Regions from separate parts of the Homo sapiens genome. Here regions 1 and 3 are each linked to region 2. A link is a contact called in ENCODE Hi-C or POLR2A ChIA-PET data. All regions are on one chromosome and are shown on one strand. Each heading gives the region's core, a stretch centred on a gene start or an enhancer-like site at or near the end of the contact. The rest is flanking DNA. Distances are from core to core; before and after follow the strand shown.

The links. A loop is a pair of places that touch in the nucleus more often than their neighbours do. ChIA-PET counts read pairs that join two places held with the same protein, here RNA polymerase II (POLR2A). Pooled maps may share reads with other maps.
Region 1: a map of CD8-positive, alpha-beta T cell shows a loop between it and region 2 (15-fold over the local background). The contact joins the promoter of GNA12 here to the promoter of SNX8 in region 2. A Hi-C loop is called at or near these places in 1 of 168 maps with a recorded cell type or tissue (CD8-positive, alpha-beta T cell), 1 of 37 single-sample maps with no recorded cell type and 9 of 50 pooled maps. POLR2A ChIA-PET finds 5 or more read pairs at or near these places in 1 of 52 experiments (activated naive CD4-positive, alpha-beta T cell).
Region 3: a loop to region 2 is called in a map of naive thymus-derived CD4-positive, alpha-beta T cell, with 17 times the contacts of the local background. The contact joins the promoter of MICALL2 here to the promoter of SNX8 in region 2. A Hi-C loop is called at or near these places in 1 of 168 maps with a recorded cell type or tissue (naive thymus-derived CD4-positive, alpha-beta T cell), 2 of 37 single-sample maps with no recorded cell type and 14 of 50 pooled maps. POLR2A ChIA-PET finds 5 or more read pairs at or near these places in 1 of 52 experiments (CD4-positive, alpha-beta T cell).

Annotation. Positions count from the first base shown.
Region 1 is chr7:2,842,009-2,845,880 of GRCh38, reverse strand. GNA12 (G protein subunit alpha 12) reads left to right here and starts at 1,573. Exons shown (of 4, transcript NM_007353.3): 1 at 1,573-2,028. The coding sequence starts at 1,720. RefSeq lists enhancers at 1,080-1,209, 1,192-1,486, 1,449-2,266 and silencers at 1,380-1,709, 2,050-2,099.
Region 2 is chr7:2,312,566-2,316,986 of GRCh38, reverse strand. SNX8 (sorting nexin 8) reads left to right here and starts at 2,546. Exons shown (of 11, transcript NM_013321.4): 1 at 2,546-2,659. The coding sequence starts at 2,566. RefSeq lists enhancers at 1,441-1,941, 1,942-2,442, 4,187-4,316, 4,357-4,421 and silencers at 2,261-2,530, 2,631-2,870.
Region 3 is chr7:1,456,456-1,460,974 of GRCh38, reverse strand. MICALL2 (MICAL like 2) reads left to right here and starts at 1,505. Exons shown (of 17, transcript NM_182924.4): 1 at 1,505-1,791. The coding sequence starts at 1,649. MICALL2-DT (MICALL2 divergent transcript) reads right to left here and starts at 1,056. Exons shown (of 2, transcript XR_001745046.2): 1 at 708-1,056. RefSeq lists enhancers at 1-42, 1-130, 131-682, 2,106-2,828, 2,829-3,551 and a silencer at 1,013-1,732.

The sequences.
Region 1 (3,872 bases), core at 324-2,823, 530 kb before region 2:
ATATAAAAATAGGCACAGAGACCAATGGAACATAATAGAGAACCCAGAAATGAAGCCAAATACTTACAGCCAACTGATCTTCAACAAAGCAAATGAAAACAAAGTGGGGAAAGGACAGCCTATTCAGCAAATGGTGCTGAGATAATTGGCAAGCCACATGTAGAAGAATAAAACTGGATCCTCGTCTCTCACGTTATACAAAAATCAACTCAGGATAGATCAAAGACTTAAATCTACAACCTGAAACCATAAACATTCTAGAAGATAACATCGGAAACATCCTTCTAGACGTTGGCTTAGGCAAAGACTTTGTGACCAAGAACCCAAAAGCAAATGCAACAAAAACAAAGATAAATAGATGGGACTTAATTAAACTAAAAAGCTTCGGCACTGCAAAAGAAATAATCAGCAGAGTTAACAGACACCGCACAGAGATTGGACTTTGGGGACTCAGGGTAAAAGGTGGGGGGTGGCGAGAGATAAAAGACTACACACTGGGCCAGGCGCGGCGGCTCACGCCTTTAATCTTAAGGGATACCTGAGCTCCTTCTAGGAGGTTCTGATTCAGTAGATCTGGGAGAGTCAAGAATCTGTAATCAGCTGATCTCTATCAAGAGCTGATTTTGGGCTAGCTCACGTGCTAAGTGTTTGGTAAGTTCATGTTCTCAGTTTATATCTTCATGACGATTTGAGCAATGTCAAGCCATAACCAATGTCGTCAATGACACCCCCGTTTTACAGATGAGGAAACGGAAGCTAAGAACATCCAAAAGGGTTTGTTGGGGGGGGTGGGGAAAGCTGCTAAAAAAAGTTATGCAACTAGTACACCTAGTAACTGGTCGACTGGAGATTCCAACTCAGGCCCAGCAACTCCAGACCCCACTCTCTCAATCACTGTGAGACATAAGACTTTTGGGGGAGCTTCTGGTGATTTTAGTGATTAGTCAGCTTTTCGCAAAGCCTCCTAGAAGCCCATGCCACTCTCAAAGGGTGCATGTGTTTGAAATTTATGGCCCATCCCCCTCCAGTGTTTCTGGAAGGAAAATAGTGTAGAAACAAGATCATCGGAGGGAATACGACGAGCAGCTGAACCTCTTATCAGCATTTCCCAGCCTTTGGGCTACTCCGCGAGGTCCTGGTCTCACAGGCGGACCCAATCTGGGAACCAAGGGAGAATCTTTCTGTACACCTGGCACTTCTCGTCACGCCCCGTCCCCCGAACACCCAATCCAAAGCCCGTTGGGCACGTCTGATGTCCACTCAGAGCAATTATAATTGGCCATGGCGGACGATCGCTCCGCCTCCCGGGCGACCCCGCCTCCCTTTCATTCTGAAAGAAAGAACCTCAGCCTGGGCGTCCAATGAGAAGCGCCTTCACCTCAAAGATCCCGCCTCTTTCGGCGTCGACCCCGCCCCGAGGCCGGAAGGGATGCCCGCCTCCCTTGGCGAGATGAGCCAATCGAAGGGCTCTCACGGCCAGATGGACGGCAGCCGGCCCAATCCGCCGGGCCTCACGCGGCGCCGCCCGCCCCTCCGCCGGGCCCGAGTGGCGGCCGGGCGACGAGTGCGGGCCTCGGAGCGACTGCAGCGGCGGCGGCGGACGCGGCCTGAGGCGAGCGGCGGGGCGTGGGGCGGTGCCTCGGCCCGGGCTCGCCCTCGCCGGCGGGAGCGTCCATGGCCCCCGGGCGCCGGCGGGGCGCGGCCGCGGCCTGAGGGGCCATGTCCGGGGTGGTGCGGACCCTCAGCCGCTGCCTGCTGCCGGCCGAGGCCGGCGGGGCCCGCGAGCGCAGGGCGGGCAGCGGCGCGCGCGACGCGGAGCGCGAGGCCCGGAGGCGTAGCCGCGACATCGACGCGCTGCTGGCCCGCGAGCGGCGCGCGGTCCGGCGCCTGGTGAAGATCCTGCTGCTGGGCGCGGGCGAGAGCGGCAAGTCCACGTTCCTCAAGCAGATGCGCATCATCCACGGCCGCGAGTTCGACCAGAAGGCGCTGCTGGAGTTCCGCGACACCATCTTCGACAACATCCTCAAGGTGACGCGCGCCCCCCGCCCAGCACCTGCACCCAGGTGGGCCGGGGCGCTAACCCCCGCCCCGGGCCCCTCCGTGGTCCGCCGCCGCGGGCGGGGACCCCTGGGGCGAGGATGCTGGATCCAGCCCCGCCTGCACCCCACTCCCCCCCGACCCATTCCCCGAGGCCTGCTGGCGTCGTCTCTGCCCCACCCCGTCTCGCCCTTTTTGAGATGGGGTCTCGCTGTGTTTCCCAGGCTTGAGTGCAGTGGCGCCCTCACAGCTCACTGCAGCCTCGACCTCCCAGGCTCAAGCCCTACTCCCTCCTTAGCCTCCCGAAGTAGTGGGATTACAGGCGCGCACCACCAGCCCAGCTAATTTTTAAGTTTTTTTTTGTAGAGATGGGGTCTTGCTGTGTTGCCCAGGCTGGTCTCAGTCTCCTGGCCTCAAGTGATCCTCCTGCCTTGGTCTCCCTCAAGTGCTGGGATTATAGGCATGAGTCATGGCGCCCGGTCTGCCTCTGCCCTCTCTAGGGTGCCTGGGGACCGTGGGAGTGGGAACTCGGGCCAGCTTCTGGGGATGGGGAGTGGGGGCTTGGCACTTAGCCCCCTCCTGGATGTGCCCTAGCAGAATGGTATCTGTCCATTTCCCACTGGAAGATTTGTGGGATAGGAGCCCAACCGGCCGTGCCCTCCGGCTGAGCTTAGAAGAAGAGCAGTGGAGACTGGACGGGAACCAGCCATGAGTCTCTTTTTACTTTTCTGTTTTTTTAGAAAGGCTCTCACTCTCTTGCCCAGGCTGGTCTCAAGCCATCCTCCCACCTGGGCCTCCCAAAGTGCTGAGATTACAGGTGTGAGCCACACTTTCTAATACGAAAACTTCAAATGTATACAAAAGTAGAGAAAATAGTAGATTGACTGTAAAGTACCTACAGCCCAACTAAAGCAGTCATCAATTCTGTGCCAATCCTATTCACCTGTGCCCTCCCCATGGTCTCCAAGCAAATCCAACTTTGTGTAGTTGGATTAGGAAACGTTTTAGGATGTATATGAGTGGCTAAAAGATGAGGCCTCCATGTAAAAACACAACCGCAGTACCATTAGCAAACCTAAACATTAGTAATAGCTCATTATCACCAGATATCCAGTGTTCAGAATTCCTCCATTGTGGCATAATTGTTTTGTGTGACTCGACATGCATTGCAATGAATCTCCAGATTCTCCTGTCTCTTGCTTCCTTTTTTCTCTTCGCCATATTTGTGAAAGAAGCTGTAGAAGTCGGCCAGGTGTGATGGCTCGTGCCTGTAATCCCTGCACTTTGGGAAGCTGAGGCAGGAGGATCACTTGAGGCCAGAAGTTTGAGACCAACCTGGGCAACACAGCAAGACCTCAGTGCCACAAAAATGAACACATTAGTTGGGCATGGTGGAATGCACCTGTAGTCCCAGTTGCTTGAGCGGCTGAGGTAGGAGAATTGGTTGAGCCTGGGAGGTTGAGGCTGCAGTGAGCCATGTTTGGGCCACTGCACTCCAGCCTGAGTGGCAGTGAAAAAAAATAAAAGAACCATAGAGTTGATAAAGTCGGGGTTCCAGTCTCTCAGTACCGTGAGCCTGTGTTAAAGGGCCTCAAGGAAGATCTGGAGGAAACTGATGATGAGGGAACAGTGCAGCCTTGCTTACACCTAGATAGCGTCCTTTGTCCTCCCTCCCTTTTTCCTTCCTTCCTTTCCTTCTTTTCTTTCCTTCCTTTCTTTTCTTCCTCCCTTCCCTTCCTTCCTTTCCTTCCTTTCCTTCCCGCCTTCCTTTTCTTCCTTTCTTTCTACCTTCCTTCCTTTTTTCTTTTCTTCCTTCCTCCCTTCCTTTCTCCCTC
Region 2 (4,421 bases), core at 1,297-3,796:
CCGTTTTGGAACAGTTAGCACACTTGCTCCACTCTGGCCATCTGTGCCTCCTCCAGATCAAGGAATGCACAGGAAACATCTTTGTATTCTCAGCACCCAGCACAGGGCTTCCTGACCTCCTGGTGGCAGCCAGCAAACCTGAGTGGGCCAGTGGGTGGGTGGATAGATGCAGGATGCAGTGAGTGAGTGAGTGAGTGGGTGGGTGGATGAATGCAGGATGCAGTGAGTGAGTGGGTGGGTGAATGAATGAATGCAGGATGCAGTGAGTGAGTGAGTGGTTGCATGAATGAATGCATGATGCAGTGACTCAGTGAGTGGGTGAATGAATGAATGCAGGATGCAGTGAGTGAGTGGTTGTGTGAATGAATGCAGGATGCAGTGCGTGAGTGAGTGGGTGAATGAATGAATGAATGCAGGATGCAGTGAGTGAGTGGTTGTGTGAATGAATGCAGGATGCAGTGCGTGAGTGAGTGAGTGGGTGAATGAATGAATGCAGGATGCAGTGAGTGAGTGAGTGGGTGAATGAATGCAGGATGCAGTGAGTAAGTGGGTGAATGAATGCAGGATGCAGTGAGTGAGTGGTTGCGTGAATGAATGCAGGATGCAGTGCATGAGTGAGTGAGTGAGTGAATGAATGAATGCAGGATGCAGTGAGTGGGTGGGTGAATGAATGCAGGATGCAGTGAGTGAGTGAGTGAGTGGTTGTGTGAATGAATTCAGGATGCAGAGTGAGTGAGTGGGTGAATGAATGAATGCAGGATGCAGTGAGTGAGTGGGTGGGTGAGTGAATGCAGGATGCAGTGAGTGAGTGGGTGAATGAATGCAGGGTGCAGTGAGTGAGTGGTTGCGTGAATGAAAGCAGGATGCAGTGAGTGAGTGAGTGGGTGAATGAATGCAGGATGAAGTGCATGAGTGAGTGGGTGGGTAGATGAATGAATGCAGGATGCAGTGAGTGGGTGAGTGAGTGGGTGAATGAATGCAGGATGCAGTGAGTGTGGGTGAATGAATGTATGAAGAAGCAGTGAGTGAGTGAGTGGATGAATGAATGCAGGATGCAGTGAGTGAGTGAGTGGGTGGATGAATGAATGCAGGATGCAGTTAGTGAGTGAGTGAATGAATGCAGGATGCAGTTAGTGAGTGAGTGAATGAATGCAGGATGCAGTAAGTGAGTGAGTGGGTGAATGAATGAATGCAGGATGCAGTGAGTGAATGAATGAATGTAGGATGCAGTAAGTGAGTGAGTGGGTGAATGAATGAATGCAGGATGCAGTGAGTGAGTGACTGAATGAATGCAGAATGCAGTGAGTGGGTTGGTGAATGAATGAATGCAGGATGCAGTGCGTGAGTGGGTGAATGAATGTACGAAGAAGCAGTAAGTGAGTGAGTGAGTGAATGGATGAATGAATGCAGGATGCAGTGCATGAGTGAGTGGGTGGATGAATGAATGCAGGATGCAGTGAGTGAGTGGGTGAATGAACGTATGAAGAAGCAGTAAGTGAGTGAGTGAGTGAATGGATGAATGAATGCAGGATGCAGTGCATGAGTGAGTGGGTGGATGAATGAATGCAGGATGCAGTGAGTGAGTGGGTGAGTGGGTGAATGAATGCAGGATGCAATAAGTGAGTGAATGAGTGAATGCAGGATGCAGAGAGTGAGTGGGTGAGTGGGTGAATGAATGAATGCAGGATGCAGTGAGTGAGTGGGTGAGTGGGTGAATGAATGCAGGATGCAGTGCGTGAGTGGGTGAATGAATGAATGCAGGATGCAGTGAGTGAGTGGGTGAATGAATGAATGCAGGATGCAGTGAGTGAGTGGCTGGATGAATGAATGCAGGATGCAGTGAGTGAGTGGCTGGATGAATGCAGGATGCGGTGAGTGTGTGAGTGGATGAATGAATGTAGGATGCAGTGAGTGAGTGGGTGAATGAATGAATGCAGGATGCAGTGAGTGAGTGGGTGAATGAATGAATGCAGGATGCAGTGAGTGAGTGGGTGAATGATTGCAGGATGCAGTGAGTGAGTGAGTGGCTGGATGAATGCAGGATGCGGTGAGTGAGTGTGTGAGTGGATGAATGAATGTAGGATGCAGTGAGTGAGTGGGTGAATGAATGAATGCAGGATGCAGTGCGTGGGTGAGCGAATGAGTGGGTGAGTGGATGAATGAGGAAGTGCGAGTCAGAAAACCCCAGTGTAACCGGTGAATGAGCGAACAAGGGCGTGACTGGGCGAGGAGAGATGGGAGTGAATGAGGGTGCGGTGGGTGCAGGCTTGCGCCTGAGGTAGTGCACCTGCGAGTCCGGAGGTCCAACCTGAGGGGAGGTAACCTGCGCCACCAGCAGGCTCCGTGTCCACGTGGACGGGGAGGGGCATGTGGGCGTGGCTAGGCGGGTTGTAGGCGTGGCGAGGCCGGGCGAGGAGCGCGGCGGGCCCGCAGGGGCGGACTGTGGGCGTGGCGCGCGGGGGAGGGGGCGTGACCAGGCGGGGTGTGGGCGGGGCGAGGGCGCGGCGCGGCAGGGCTGCGCGGCCGGGTGGCGCGGGAGGAAGTCACGTGGGAGCGCGGGCTCACATGACTGGCCGCGCGATGGACCCGCTGCCCGCGGCTGCAGTCGGGGCGGCAGCTGAGGCGGAGGCTGACGAGGAGGCGGATCCCCCGGCGTCAGGTAGGGCGTGGGGCGGCGGTAGCCCCCACCTGCCCAGGGCGCGCGGCCCGACCACCCCCGGCGGACGGGGCTCAGCCGCCGCGCTTGGTCCCCGACTCGTTTCCTGCCCCCGCGCCCCGCGTTCGGCCCCACGCCCCAGTCCCTCGGAGGTCCCCCTGCCCTCCTGCGCGCCTGTCCTTTGGGGGTCCCCGTGCTCTCTCGCGCCTCCGTCCCTCGGGGTCCCCTGCCCTCCTGCGCCGGGAGAGCCCTGTCCAGGTTACAGCTGGCCGCGTTCCGAGGCGCTTTCCCGGGGCTCTCAGAGGCGTCCTCGGGGACAGTTTCCTCCTCGCCCCGTTCCTGGTGCCCTGCTCTTCTGCCCTGCCTGGTCACGCTGAGCGATGGCACTGGGGGCCACTTCCCCGGACTTGGGCGCCTTTCCTAGCCACATCCTCTCTCCCAAGCTCCTGTCGGTTGTGTGGTCTTGGGCCAGTAATTTCACCTCTCGGGACCTCTGTTTTCTCATCTGTGAACCGAATCTATAGATGTGTAGCTGCTTTTCTCTCTCTTTCAAGTGATCCTCCGCCTTAGCCTCCCAAAGTGCTGGGACTACGGGCGCGTGCAGTTACGCCCGGTAATTTTTTTTATTTTTGTAGAGATGGGATCTTGCTATGTTGTCCAGGCTGGTCTGGAGCTTCTGGCCTCAAGCGGTCCTCCTGCCTTGGCCTCCCAAAGTGCTGGGAGTACGGGCATGAGCCATCGTGCCTGGCCTGTATTTCTGTCTTTTTCTTTTTTCTTTTTCTTTTCTTTTCTTTTTTTTTTTTTTTTGAGACAGATTCTCACTGTCACTCAGGCTGGAGTGCAATGGTGCGATCTCGGCTCATTGCAACCTCCGCCTCCCGGGTTCAAGCGATTCTCCTGCCTCAGCCTCCTGAGTAGCTGGGATTACAGGCATCCACCATGACACTCGGCTAAATTTTGTATTTTTAGTAGAGACGGAGTTTCACCATGTTGGCCAGGCTGGTCTCGAACTCCTGACCTCAGGTGATCCAACCACCTCAGCTTCCCAGAGTGCTGGGATTACAGGCGTGAGCCACCGCGCCTGGCCTCTTGTATTTCTCTTTAAGGGATTTGGGTTAATGAGGCTAAACATGGCTGGGCACGGTGGCTCACGCTTGTAATCTCAGCACTTTGGGAGGCCGAGGCGGGCGGATCACGAGGTCAGGAGATCAAGACCATCCTGGCTAACACGGTGAAACCCTGTCTCTACTAAAAATACAAAAAAAATTAGCCAGGCGCGGTGGCGGGCGCCTGTAGTCCCAGCTACTCGGGAGGCTGAGGCAGGAGAATGGCGTGAACCCGGGAGGCAGAGCTTGTAGTGAGCCGAGATAGCGCCACTGCACTCCAGCCTGGGCGACAGAGCGAGACTCCGCCTCAAAAAAAACAAAACAAAACAAAACAAACGAGGCTAAACATTAGAAGGAATACAGGAGGGTGCCCCTTATTTCTGGATGTTCCTTCCTGTGGTCCTAGCTGCCAGAGAAGAGATGTAGGTGGGTGTTGGTGTGAGTTACGGTTTCTTCTTGGTGGGGGGGGACAAGATTGGGGAATCCCCTTGTGGGGAGGTCTGGCAAGGTGTCGCTGAGGAGGTGATGACTGAAGTGAGCTCTGGAGGGTTGGTAGACAGTTTCTTCGTCGGCGAGAAACGGCAGCGGGGAGCAGGGGAGGGATTGTTGCATTTGGTGGGCATCCTCGATGTGAAGACTGTGTCTAGAAAGAAGGGCCT
Region 3 (4,519 bases), core at 256-2,755, 850 kb after region 2:
TGTGCTGGCACGATATCCCCTGACATCCGCAGGTCAGGGACTGTGGCGGAGCAGCGGTTAGGGCCAGCCACATTCCCAGGCCACAAGGGCTCCCTGCCTAGCAGCTGCTTGCATGCCCCTGGTGACGGGGAGCTCACCACCTACACACAGGCCTCACTGACACTTAGGCAGCTGGCCATGAACACTACGGTGTCTCACCAGGGACCAGCCTCAGAAAAGATCTGGAACAGCACCATTGGCTGGGGTTGGAAGACCTCAGTTTCTCCTCCTCCCAAGGGGCACAGAGAAGCTGCCCTGACTCCCTGCCAGGGGCTACTGCGGGAAAACACCTTCCTTCCTGCAGGCCCTGCCCAGACAAGCCCTGGCCCCACAGCCAGGAGGGTAGGCCCCCCTCACATGGCTGGTGTCAGTGATTCCGCCCTCGTCCAGCCCCCGTGGCCACAGACAAGGTTCCCCAAGGATAACGGGGCCAGGGGCCAGTCTGGGATAATTTAGGGCCCCAGCAGAGGGACTTTCCTTATTTCTTCTGTCACAGCTCAAAGTGGAAAATTGGAACTACCCTGCAAGTCAGCCTGAGGAATCTCCTGCCCCAGGAACAGATCCTGCCCACAGGCCCCCAGAAGAAAAGCACAGGCCAGCTGTGCAACTCCGGCTCCACGGCCCCCTTCCTGGCCTCAGTTTCTCCTCTGGCAATGCCCAGGCCTCACCTCTGCCTTGCCTGGAACCCCCGCTGGCATGTAGCGGCCTGGAAAGAGAAACCAGATGCGGACGTCCTTTGAAACCCTGAAACACAAGGCGCCTCCTGCTCCCCGGGAGGCCGGGCTGCCGAGGGCTGAGGCCCTAGACAGGGCAGGGTGTTCGAGCCTCAGTGTCCCCGTTTGTCAACGGCCTTTCCTGCCTCTTCTCCATGGCGGTGGGGTGAGATGGTGGTGGGAGGTGGGGCGGCGAAAAAGAAAATTCCAGGTCTCCGCAGGGGTCCAGAATGGCAGGACCCCCAAGCAGACCGCGCCCCTTCACCGGTTGGGGGTCTCGGCCCTCAGCGGCGGGGCGGGGCCTGGGGAGGGGCCAGGCGGCGTGGGGCGGGGCCTGTCGGGCGGGACCTGACAGCGTGGGGGCGGGACTTACCAGGAGGCGGGACGTGCCTAGGGCGCGAGCCCGTACTGGGGCCGGGCGGCGTGGGGCGGGGCCTCTCGGGAGGCAAAACCTGGAGGCTGGGGGCGGGGCCTGTCCGGAGTCGGGGCCTGCCTGGAGCGGGAGCCTGTGCCGGGGCCAGGAGGCGTGGGAACGGGGCCTATCAGGAGGCAGGACCCGGCGGCTGGGGGCGGGGCCTGTCGGGAGGTGGGGCCTGCCTGGGCGGGAGCCTATGCCGGGGCTGGGAGGTGTGAGGACGGGGCCTATCCGGAGGCAGGACTTGGCGGCTGGGGGCGGGGCCTACAAGGAGGCGGGGCCGGCGGGGGCGGGGCCGGGCTCGGCTTCTCTTAGGGACCCGGCACTCGTCGCCCTCAGTCCGGCTCAGCTGGGGCTGGGCGCCGTGGGTCTGGCGGTTCCGTAGCGGTCCCAGCGTCTGTCCCGCCGGCCGGGCGGTCGCGGCACAGCCGCGGGAAGGTGTCGGAGGGCGGTTCCGCCGCGCGGCGGGCGCGCCGCCCACATGGCGGCCATCAGGGCGCTGCAACAGTGGTGCCGGCAGCAGTGCGAGGGCTACCGCGACGTGAATATCTGCAACATGACCACGTCGTTCCGCGACGGCCTGGCTTTCTGCGCCATCCTGCACCGCCACCGGCCCGACCTCATGTAAGTCCTGCCTGGCGCCCTTTGATTCTTCTGCTGTTCGGCTGCGCGCTGACACGGGCGGGGAAACTGAGGCCCGGGCGGCTGGGGGATGGGGAGCCGAGGCGTGGGACTGGGCAGGCACAGCCCACCGTGCAGCCCCCCGAGGCTGTCCTCAGTGGCCTCAGTGTGCCCGGACACCGAATGCAGCTGGGCCAGAGCCATGGCATCCCCCGCCCGCCGGCTGAGTCAGACGTGACTCAGGGCGGCTCCTGGGCCCTGGCTTCAGTCCAGTCCCCCTCTGTGTCCCTGGGAAAGGCCAGCAGAGCTGCCTCTTTGGGCCCTCCGAGGCTCTCACTGCCCAGGGGCCTGGCCACCAGATGGGGTCCCTGGATAGCCCTCGTATGGGCACTGACCCTCCCCCAGCCTGTTCAGGCCCCTGGGGGGATGTGGCCAGGGCCACTGTGGGGGAGCGGCCAGTGCAGGGCAGGAAGCCCCCAGACCCCAGGTGCTGCTGCCAGCCGGGCCTCTGAGGCCCCGGGTGATAGGGCCCGAGATGGAGAACAGCCCCCATCTCTGGGAGCAGCAGGAGGTGGCAGGGGTTGAGGACTAGGCTGTCTCTCCCCAGGAGGGTCTTGGCGTGTGTAGCTGGGCAGCTGGCCCTGCCCGTTGCTGAATCTTGGCCCGAGCCTGGACCTGCTCCATTGTTTATTCACTCAGCAAACGCTCTTTGGCTAAATGACTGGGACCAGGCTTGCTGGGACAGAGATCTGTGTGTCGGGGCTGGGGGCCAGACGCTCAGGAAGGGGGGCCCTCAACGGCCACCTGCAGCCCAGGCACCTTCTGGGCAAAGCGTTCTCCTGAGTGTGTTTTTGGTGGGAAGGTCTCGGGGTTGGGAGGAGCCACAGGCAGCACCTGGGGCCTCTGTCAGGCCGCAGCTGTGCAGACCAGAGAACCGAGGCTAAGAGGAGGGGTCCTTGCTCAGGTCACACAGCCCCAGCCCGTTGCGCAGATCCGGGGCTCCTCCCCTGTGCCCCTGGACACTGTCCTGCCAGTCCCACTCTCTGCAGGAAGCTGGGGTCTTGAGCAACAGCCTCGGCCCCTGCTCTGAGGTTGTGACATGCATTCGTGGAGCCACCAGGGGCTTCCATTTGGCGTTTGGGCAGCAGCCGCTCTCCCTCGCCAGGAACGTGCCTCTGTTGCCCTTGCAGGCAGAAGATGCTGGGCACAAGGTGCGTGCTTCCACATGGAAAGCCTGACGCTGAGCTTTGAAGGAGAGGGCCAGGGACCTGGAGACTGGGAGAAGGACCCGGAATGGGGAGGAAGGCAGGCGAGACCCCACCCCCGGGGCTGCAGGGTCCTGGATGAGGCTGGCTGGTGGCTGAGCCCAGGCATCCAAGCTGGGGCCAGCCCGAAAAGCCTCTGGGGTGGGGAGAGGCGTTGCCACCGGCTGCTGGCCACCAGCTTCATGGATCACTGGTGTCGCCGGAGATTTGGGGCCCTCTGGTCCTGGGGAGCTTCTCTGTACTCCCTGCCGGCTCAGACGTGCCTGTGGGCAGTGCCCAGGGTGAGCACAGGTGCATGTGCATGCACTGGCACGGTGGTCGCTGTGTATCTCCTCAGTGCACTGACAGTTATTGAGTACCTGCTGTGTACCCAGCACTGAGTCCTGTGCCAGTTCCCCTCAGCCTCCAGATGCAGGGAGCAATGTTCCGGTCACAGAGACAGACAGGGAACAGGTAAATGAATAAAAGCCCAGGGTGGCTCCAGAGAGTGCAGAGGCCAGAACAGGAAGGAGGCGGGAGAGAGAGGAGGCCCTCTGCCCCCAGCTCCGGTGGGTGTGGAGTTACCCAAGCTGTGGCTGACTTGGTTCTGTCCCCACTGGACTGTCAGCTCCAGAGGGTGGGGGCTCTGTTTTGTTCACTGCTGCACCCCTGGTGCCTGGAACTGGGCTCGGTAGATACCAGCACATGGTTGGAGTTCTGCAGATAAGGGCCTTTCAGTTGGGGTTCAGTAGATATGGTAGGAGCTTAGTAGGTGCCCACGTGCAGAAGGACAGAGGAGAAGGCCATGTGCCCTTGGAGGCAGAGATCAGAGAGGTGCAGCCACAAGCCAAGGGTGTCCTGGGCTGGAAGAGGCAGGAAGGACCCTCCCCGAGAACCTCCTTAGGCAGCAAGGCCCAGCCCACACCTTGATGTCGGAGTCCGGCCTCCAGAGCCGTGAGAAAACAAATTCCTGGTGTTTTAAGCCCCAGAGTTTGTGGCAATTTGTTACGGCAGTAGGAAGAAGCTAGTACAGGCTTCCATGGGTGTTGGGGCGTGGGGGCCTCTGTAGACCCTGGCTGATGGAAAACCCGGAGTGTCATGGGGGTCGGGTGTGCACCAGGGTGTGGGGACATGCGCTTGTATGGGTGCCTGGGCCCTTTGCTTTTATTCCAGAGTTGGAGTCTCGCTCTGTCGCCCAGGCTGGAGTGCAGTGGCACCGTCTTAGCTCACTGCATTCTTGAACACCTGGACTCAAGCAATCCTCCCACCTCAACCTCCCGAGTAGCTGGGACCATGCCTGGCTAATTTTCTTATTTTTAATTTAATTTTATCTATTTATTTATTTATTTATTTATTTGAGACAGAGTCTAGCTCTGTCGCCCAGGCTGGAGTGCAGTGGTGCGATCTCAGCTCACTGCAACCTCCGCCTCCCAGGTTCAAGTGATCCTCCTGCCTCAGCCTCCCAAGTAGCTGGGGTTAAAGGGGTG